2 separate regions of the Homo sapiens genome follow, and region 2 is linked to region 1. Evidence: read pairs that join two places in POLR2A ChIA-PET (ENCODE). Cell type or tissue: GM12878. All regions are shown on one strand. Region 1 holds the start of TP63 (tumor protein p63). Region 2 has its middle 89 kb from the start of P3H2-AS1.

Region 1 (5,000 bases):
AGATCGTCAAGGTAATATAAAAAGTAGTTTCTCTATTTCTTTATATTTATAGGCCTCTCTTATCATTAGAAATGCTTCTAGAGAGGTATGTATGCAGGATTGAAGTGTGGGTTATTAGTCAATAGAAGGAAGTTTCTTCTAAAGCTTCCCTGGTTCCAAGTACCTAGTTTAGGAGAGATGCCCTCAAGAGTAGCATTACACAGTTACTATTTCATCACAATTATCTTCTTAGAACTATTATTTCCAAAGATGTTTAATGGAATAGATAATTTTGAGATTAGAAACAATTTTGAGAACCAGAAAATCTTTGGTGTTTTTCTTTTTAATCAACCCAATCCTCAACTGCAGCTAGATCTAATTTTCACATTATACAAGAACATAAATCCTAGAGCCATTTATTTGTGCTAATATTGTTGTTTGTGGTAAACAGCAAGACACGAATCAAGCCACCACCAACAAATTCCACTGAAACCTTGGAGACCCCAAACTTGCTTCCCCTCTCTCTTTTTTCACCCTTTTCTTTTTATCTCCTTTATTCTATTTATCTTTCTGCCTTGCTCTTTCTCTTCTGCCTTTTCGCACAACCCACCAGAAACCTCACAGGAAGAGAAACAATCTACATAGCTCACATTAGTGTTCTACGTTGTAGCAAATCACGTTAAAGGAAGATCACAAATCTTTCACACTCTACTAGTCTACAGTAAGTGAGTCCTGCCCAGAGAGAGCAGAATCTGCTTCTAGTATCAAGCTCCAACAGACACAGGTGGTAAATGGCAAGTTAACCCTTTGTAACCTCACCATTTTCAACACGCAAAGGACCTCTCTCATTAGTCTTATAAAATAAAGTACGAAATCTCATGCTGTTAAACTAACATCACATTGCTACATATGACTTGAATATCTCCCATAACTTTATGACTGGAAAAACACTGTTCAGATTTCATTTACCAGTTTAAAAATAGCAAAGTCTAATTTGAAGCACATACACAATTGTGCACCCTCACTAATATTCTCTCTTAGTACTAGGCAAATGTTTCTAAATAAAATTTACTACAATCACAAGCTTTAAAAGTCAGATTTGTCAAAAGATTTTCATTATCAAACATACCAAAAAATATTCCTTATAAAATGCAATGACAAGCCACAATCTGTTTGGTACAACAATGGCTAGTTATCTATTTCTTAATGTATAAATCAAAATTATTTGGTGTTTATTTTGACTTGAAGATTATCCATACATTATTATATCCCTGCCCAGTGAAATTTCTTATTGAGTGAGTAGGTGCTGAACAAGGCAAATAATATATTTTAAACATTCTTAAATGGCGTGATAATTTTTTTTAAATGGGAAGATTCGCTTCAAATTTTTTCACTTTGTAGATCCAAATATCAACCAAAAAAGACATTCAGAAAATATGTCCACAGACCACTTTAAGTCCACAGAAAGTCCAAAATAATATCACTGTGCTGACTAAACAAGGAGGAATTGTTCTTTGTACACAGCTGACACATTCATAATACACAAGGCACTTCAATTAAGTTTTGAGAGAAGTTATGTCACATTCAAACTCACCGCTGGATGTAAGGGTCAGGGCAGTACTGTAGGGTGGCACACCGTGAAGTTTCAAAATTCATTTCCTTCAACTGTCTTTGATATCAACGAACGGAGAACAATTATATAAAATATACACATATACCTGTGTATATATAGATATAAAGCCGGGAGGCTAAAAGCAATAGGGTCAAATGCTATCAGACATAGAAGTTTAGGCACTTCTCTCCTTCATACATATTTGCAAAGAGGCGGAGCGTTTCTTGATTTTAGCCAATGAGATTCATCAATTGACTAAAACTTCATAAACACTCGATTCTTACCAGCTGGGCATCCTCTCTACTGTTGTTCTTCCCCCTCTCTCACGGCTTCAGAGTCCTTGACGTATAGTAGCCACACTTGTTGTTGGCAATTTGGAGCTGGAGGCATCTCTGAACTTCTGATCTCTGTCGTGATTGGATGCTGGCATGAATGGCATCAGAGTTTAATTTCAGCAGCCTGGACTTTTGTAACTGAACTGAGCTGATGAGTGTCCACCCTGCTCCAGCTACATAACACTTCCTTGTATCTGGATACTGGTTTGATTTGAGGATTTCTGTGACTATTTCTGGGGCTAAAATGTTTTGTAGAGCTGCTTAGGGAAGTTTTGTTTTGTTTTGTTTTTTCATCTATTTCCCTCCCTCCCCGCCCTTCAGTTTCCCTTTCAGCCAACCGCCTGTTGTGGTCACAATCTCAAATAGCAAAGACAGGGAAATTCCTTGATTATATTTAACTTAGAACTCACTCTTCCTCTCAGCTAAGAGAAAGAGATATCCCTTTCACATCCCCTTAGAAGCTTTGCCTGACCCGAATAAAAGAAAATAACCTTTATTGAGTTAAATATCCTACCTCAAACACATGCACATGTACTTACATATAATATAGTAATTTTCTTAAAGATATTAAAATTGGAAATAATATATTATTGTAGAATATTCTGAAGTGCACAAATTATTTCAAATTGCCTGTTAATAAAAATATTCTAGTTTATTTTAATCTCTCAGTCGGCTCCACTCTATTCTTTATGTCTTACAGTTTTTGCTGTTTTTGGTTTTGCTTTGACTTGACCTACTTCGAAAGGAAACCATAAAATTGTTCATATATTCCCAAATCAGTGTAATATCAGGAAAGTCTACACACAAAATAATTTATTTCCTTTCTGAATATGGGCTGTAAACTTATCCTGGTTTTGTGGATTTGGAAATTGAATGAAATATGATTCAGAAGCTCAGTTAGGATAGACTCCAACAGGGGGAAAAAAAACCACTCTGTGTATCTAACGGTCACTAACATGGTGAGTTCACATCTTCCCTTCACCCCCTAGTCACAGGACACACCTGTAAATAGGTGACATCAGTAGATGTCAAAGTTGTGAGACAATCTAAAGCCCTTTCAGAGAAATTTGACATTTCCCTGTAAGTAAATCTAACTCAAAATGTGTTTCATAAAAATATTTTATTTGTTGCTTCAGCCAGGATGGAAGGGAGAAGCTATTTAAAACTTGACATTCTCTTCCTTTACTTAGCCCGAGAGCGGCTAACATCTGTGAATTGTGAAATTCACAAACAGGCCAGCCTGAGCCCCAGCCAAATCAAACAGCTTGCTCCACAAAATGTAAAACTTAAAGGGAAGATTGCTTAACTAATTAATTATAGATTTGTTAATTGCAGTTAAAGAGTTTGGCTTTCTTCCCTGCTATTAGCAAATATAGATGACCTAAATAGAAGGTTCTGAAATTAAAAATAATCAATTTCCTGTGACCACAGCCAAGTGATTCCATTTATAATGAAAGGTGGAGTGAAGATTTCTAGTGCAGAGCTTCTCAAGTTTTAATGTGCCCGTGAGGCACCTAGAAATCTTGTTAATGCAGATTCTGGTTCAGTAGGTCTGGGGTGAGGCCTAAGACTCTGCATTTCTAACACGTTCCCAGGTTACTTGATGCTGCTGGTCCTTGGACCACACTTTGGAGTGGCGAGCCCTAGTGTTCCTTCTAGCTCTGATATTTACAATTCGACGTCTCTAGGAAATGAGGAAGAACTCTTCTAAATATTTTAAATTAACTTCCAGGGATATAGACTCCCAAATAATCAATTTGCAAACATCTCTAGTGTGTTGTGTCTTTAAAATTTAATTAATTTTTGTTTTTTAAAAGTTATTTTTATTTATTTATTATTTTTGAGACAGCTTCTTGCACTGTCACCCAGACTGAGTGTAGCAGCGCGTTCATGGATCACTGCAGCCTCAACCTCCTGGGCTCAAGTGATCCTTCTGCCTCAGCTTCCTGTGTAGCTTGGACTACAGGTGAGCACAACCATACCCAGGTAATTTTGTTTTGTTTTGTTTTTTTAGATATGGGGTCTTGCTGTGTTGCCCTGACTGGTCTCAAACTGCTGGACTCAAGCTATCCTCCCGACCCGGCTTCCCAAAGTGTTGGGATTACAGGCATGAGCCACCACACTCATCTATTTTTTTAAAAAATTTAAAAGGTTTATAGCCTAACGTATTTAAATAATATCATTTAAACGTATGTCATGATTTCAATAGTTGTTATTTAAAAATCCTAAAGTTACTAAGCTAAGAGGAACAGAAATTAAATGGCAACAAATTTTAAATAAGTAATTATGAAAAAGATTGGCTCCTATTGCATTATGGAAATAAATGGCGAGAGTTGACCCAGGAAAAAGAGGCAAACTCTCTAGAATTCAACAGAACACCAGTAGCATGCAACCATACACGATCAAGTGAAAAATAAGTGGCAATCATATTATAATTACCATAATTGCTTCTTATATTTATAGTTCATCCTTATTCTCTTAGGGGACTAAGGTTACTATACAAATGCATGAATTATATCTTTGATGTGCAAGGTGGAAACTTTTCCAAGACTTTAGAGTCTTTTAGGCAGAAATTGTAATATAATAACGTACATAGAAGTCTAGGAAAAGCAATTGCCTTTCTGACCATGACCTGCCTGTTTAAATGATGTTTGTGAAGACTTTAGATTTGTATGGAGGGGAGAAGAAAGTACTTAAGGAAGGAAAGGTGTTTTGGACTTGGACCACTGAGCATAACGTAGGAGAAAGGGACACTTTGTTCTTCTTGACTCCTAGGAGCCAAGAACATGCACTCTGCCAAACTCAGGTGTCTATGATACAAATTCTTCTCACTTACATTCATGAAAATTATTTTACAACTGCTCCCCTTCATGCACTTTCCTCTAGGTTGCATATTTTTCTGGTTGCTCTTGTGCCTTGGATCATATTCTGCCCTCCACCAGGAATGTTTTAAAACTCCATCTGCGCATATTCACATCTTGCTCATCCTTCAAAGACCAAAAATTCTCCCTCTTTTTTCCACATAAAAGAAACCTTCCCCACTTCTACTGTCCTACATAATTATATCTGCACTT
Region 2 (5,000 bases), 580 kb before region 1:
TCTTGGCTACTGTGAATAGTGCTGCAACAAACATGGGAATGCAGATATCTCTTCAATATACTGATTACCTTTCGTTTGGGTATATATCCAGCAATGGGATTGCTGAATCATATGGTAGTTCTATTTTTAGTTTTTTGAGGAACTTCTAAACTGTTCTTCAGAGTGGTTGTACTAATTTACATTGCATTTTCTCCACGTCCTTGCCAGCATTTGTTATTGCCTTTTGGATATAAGCCATTTTAACTGGGGTGAGATTATATCTCATTGTAGTTTTGATTTGCATTTATCTGATGATCAATGATGTTGAGCACCTTTTCATATGCCCATTTGCCATTTGTTTATCTTCTTTTGAGAAATGTCTATTGAAATCTTTAGCCCATTTTTTGATCAGATTATTAGTTTTTTTCTTCTAGAATTATTTGAGCACCTTATATATTCTGGTTATTAATCCGTTGTCAGATGGGTAGTTTGCAAATATTTTCTCCCATTCTATGAGTTGTCTCTTCGCTTTGTTGATTGTTTATTTTGCTATGCAGAAGCCTTTTAACTTGATGTGATCCCATTTCTCCATTTTTACTTTGGTCGCCCATGCTTGCAGGGTATTGCTCAAAAAATTTTTGCCCAGACCAATGTCCTGGATGCTTTCCTCAATGTTTTCTTATGGTAGTTTTATAGTTTGAGGTCTTAGATTTAAGTCTTTAATCCATTTTGATTTTTTTTTTTGGTATATGGCAAAAGATAGGGATCTAGTTTCATGATCCTGCATATGGATATCTAGTTTTCTCTGACTGTCTTTTCCCCATGTATGTTTTGTTTTTGGTAGCTTTGTTGAAAATAAGTTCACTGTAGGTGTATAAATTTGTTTCTGGGTTCTCTGTTCCATTGGTTTATGTGCCTGTTTTTATGCCAGTACCATGCTGTTTCAGTTACCATACCTCTGTAGTATAATTTGAAGTCAGGTAATGTAATTCCTCCAGTTATGTTCATTTTGCTTAGGATAGCTGTGGCTATTCTGGTTTTTTTGTGGTTCCATATAAATTTTACAATAGTTTTTTTCTATTCTGTGAAGAATGCCATTGGTATTTTTATAGAGATTGCACTGAGTCTGTAGATTGCTTTAGATAATATGGACATTTTAACAATTTTATTTTTTCTAATCCATGAACATGGAATATATTTCCATTTTTTGGTGTCCTCTTCCATTTTTCCATCACAGTTTTATAGTTTTCACTATAGAGATCTTTCACTTATTTGGTTAATTCCTAGGTATTTAATTTTATGTTTGGCTACTGTAAATAGGATTACTTTTTAAATTTCTTTTTCAGATTATTCACTGTTGGCATAAAATCATATTTCTTTACTTTTGGAAAATTCTTGACCATGCATTTCTCTAAATATCTTTCCCCTTTAGTCTCTCCATTTTTTTTTTTTCTGGGACTTCTTTTAGCTGAATCTTAGTAGTCTAGACTTACTGTCTTTTAGTTTTTTCTTAATATTTTTCATATTTTTTTGGATTCTTTCAGGGAAATTTCTCAGCTCAGTTTTCTAGCACATTTTTAGTCCTATTTAACTTTTTGAAATAAAAGTACATTAAAACATTTTTTGGAATTCTTAGTTTGTCATAACTGCTTTTTATCTTTTTCATAATGTATGGTTCTTGCTTATTGGAAGAAGTCACTTCCTTTGACTCTTCAAGATTATGAAATATTTCAATATTTCATATTTTTACCTTGTATTATTATCCCAACTTTCTTGGCCGTAAGTTCTCTTAATGTTTGAGTTTATTGTGCCTCTGGAAAGATTTGGTATTACCTAATTATTTCTGTTTCTTAGTTTTTTGCAGAGGAAGTCTTATTTTCACACCTTATGATGGGAATTTCCTGTAGTGAGATGTCATAATAGCACCAACATTAGCCTTGAAGGTAGCTTAGCTTTAGACTTGTCTACTGGGCAAGGAAGCCTCAGAATTTGTTTCTAAACAATGCAGCTCCAGTTTCAGATTCATGATAGTAAAGAAGCAGCCTTTGCTGTGGTGTTTCCTTTGCTTTACTATTTTAGAAATGCCTCTCCAATTCTTCTTTATGAAGAGCTTTCTTATATGTTTTTGAGTGTGGTTAAGAATTTTTTCATTTTATTCAAATTATATTATTTTAATGAGTTTAGTGTTGATGGGGAGATATTTTATTATATTCTCTATCTGCATTCTTAAAACAAAATAACAACTCTTATATTTTTAGCTTCCTAAAAGGTTTTATCAGAAATAAGATTATATTTACCATATCCTTTTAGCAAAATTTGAGGGGATTATATTACCATATCTTCCATTGCACTGATAAGCCATATTACATCACTGATCTCCAAAGAGATATATGAGCACCTCAGTAGCTGTTTGCCTACTTTATGTTGAATAACATTTTTCTAGTTCCTATGAAGTGTTTCTTATTGTTCCTATTTTGATTTTCTTTGTTTTATTTTATTTTCTGCTTTCTCATTCTTTTTTTGAAATGAGAATTCCTAGGTCTAGCATTAAAATGTGTATTATGTGAGTGCATTTACCTAGATTCATTCTTCTCTCCAATTGATTACTAGAAAAATCATGTTCTTTTAAATTAATCTGAAGCTTATTTTTAATATTTTCTGGCTTCTGGCTCATTTGTCTTTGTGTAGCAGAAAAATATTTCTGGAAAACTTGGAGTTAATTATTATATTTCAGTTGAGTAATGAAGTCTTCAAAAAAGGAAAAATTTAAAACTGTTATTGAAATGGACCAACCACGCTTGTTGGTCTAGGGTCTCTATATGTTACTGGGAATATGATAGTCTACTTTCTAGTAAATTCTGTCTTTGAAAATATGATATTTCTGCGTACATAAGACTGAAATAAGTGTGGCAAATACAGCCCTAACTAGAGACCTAAGAGTTTGTCCTGACCCTGGCCACCACACAATGCTTTGTAATATTTATAGTTCAGAAATGACTGTATTGCTTCTCTTCAGCAAAAGTTCCATATCTCTGAAGGAGCATGGGGAATGGTGGGGAAATCTATCATTTTCCTGCTTGGCTTTGTTTTCTTGCTTCATTGATATTGTATTAACTGCTGCTATTAATGATGTTCAACATCAAAATCACTACAGAACTCAAAGAAAAATTTTCTGCTTTTGTAAATTTCCACTTTGCTTTCACTTTGATAAATATATATACATAAACATATTCCCATATCACAAAAATTACAATTCTGCTTTTCTCTTTGACAAATATATCTGTTGAGATGACTCTCTCTCTCTGTCTGATATGTTATTAAAATATTTTAAGAACTAGCTAAAGGCTTGTTTAAATACCTTCTAAAGAATAATTTAATAAATAATATTTAAGCTATTAAAGAAGAAACACCCAATCTCAGTCTTTGTTTTTAAACATCCTTTTCCTTTTTTTTTTTTTTTCTGAGATGGAGTCTCACTCTGTCACCCAGGCTGGAGTGCCGTGGCGTGATCTTAGCTCACTGCAACCTCCGCCTGCTGGGTTCAAGCAATTCTCCTGCCTCAGCCTCCCAAGTAGCTGGGACTACAGGCATGCACCACCACGCCCAGCTAATTTTTTGTATTTTTAGTAGACACGGGGTTTCACCATGCTGGCCAGGCTGGTCTGGAACTCCTGACCTCGTGATCCACCTGCCTTGGCCTCCCAAAGTGCTGGGATTACAGGCGTGAGCCACCACGCCTGGCCTTAAACATTTTTTAAACTTCAAATAGCATATTAGAAGCACTATTAGAAGAGCCATTGGCTAACTATTAAAGTTATCTATGGATCTTCATGCTGCTAGGTAAATAATTATGATCTCATGGTTATGGTATCTATGACTGTGAATTTAGAAATAGGTTTTTTGTCTGTGTGGACTTCTACTTCCCCATGTGTAAGCTGAGTCTATTTTTTACTCATGGCTCTTCACCACAAAATAGAGAAGAAAAGTGAGATAATGTCTGTAAATGTATTAAAATGTCTAGAATGTACTATCCAATAACTGTAGAATAGAACATTATGCAGCAAGATAAAACAAAATTCATCTGTTAAATCAAGGAGACAAAGAAGAAAACAGGGACAAGCCATTCGCTTCCATTAATTTATCCACTCATTAATTCCATCAAAAATTCATTGTAATCCAACTGTACCCCAGGCATTGTGTGAAGTATGGGGATTGCAAAGTTGGAAAAGATACATTCCTTTAAGGAGCATGCTATCTAGTGAGGGAGACAAATACAGGCACAGAGAACTGTAATAGAGCACATGATAAAATAACTATCAAACAAAAGTAAAAGAAAAATACCCAATGTAAAAAGGAAAGAGGGAAGTAAGAGTTTCTTGCAACTGATTTTCACTTTTGTAAAGCTGTTGGTAATGTTTATATACTGCTCTAAGAAAATATTTTAAAAGTTGTTATCAACGCTACAATATCAGAATCTGCTCAATTTTTTTCTTAGTTGATTTTTACTTAATCTTAATTTTTCTTAACTAATATATGTCATTTTAAAAAATAACTTAAAATATAAAAAGGTAACTGGGAAAATTGTGAATCTCTCCTTCCATGTCCCCCAACCCATTCTTGGAGATACCCACTATCAATGCTTTTTATGTCTGCTTGACTTCCCTTCTATGAACTGACATATGGGTGCATGTAGATTAAAAACATATTTCAAAGATAAATGGGAAGCATTATTATGCCACTTGCTTTTGTCAATTAAAATTGTTTCTTACCAATGTTCTTGTAATTGCATACAGATATACCCTTTATTTATTCTTGTTGCATAGAATTCCAGTTTATTTTTAGAATGGGTTGCGAGTACCTGAGTATCCAGAGCTGCTCCTAGACTTTCAAGGATTATATGGGAATGAAAATTTGTCAAGGAATTAGTTTCCAGATCTTCAACTTTCAAATTTACTTCTCCTTACAATTGATTTGTTTGAGAATGCTCTTGTGGTCTGACTGCTCCCCTTTTCTCCGTCCGC

What was found. ChIA-PET counts read pairs that join two places held together with the same protein. Peaks named below come from ENCODE experiments on the same cell type or tissue, not always from the same donor. Only the 100,000 strongest peaks of a DNase experiment are listed, where the experiment ranks them.
Region 2: POLR2A ChIA-PET joins it to region 1 with 5 read pairs; 1 of 35 experiments calls an interaction of 5 or more read pairs at or near these places.

Annotation. Positions count from the first base shown.
Region 1 is chr3:189,628,151-189,633,150 of GRCh38, reverse strand. It overlaps TP63 (tumor protein p63), which reads right to left and starts at 1,762. Exons shown (of 14, transcript NM_003722.5): 1 at 1,574-1,762. The coding sequence starts at 1,635. RefSeq lists a cis regulatory region at 2,235-2,245 and a promoter at 1,638-2,447. In GM12878, no CTCF peak of the experiment used is centred here; DNase peaks (open chromatin) are centred at 660 and 2,020; H3K4me3 peaks cover 2,806 bases; H3K27ac peaks cover 3,346 bases.
Region 2 is chr3:190,207,710-190,212,709 of GRCh38, reverse strand. No RefSeq gene overlaps it. Among named protein-coding and RNA genes, the nearest start is that of P3H2-AS1, 89 kb to the right of the region's middle. In GM12878, no CTCF peak of the experiment used is centred here; a DNase peak (open chromatin) is centred at 1,943; H3K27ac peaks cover 555 bases.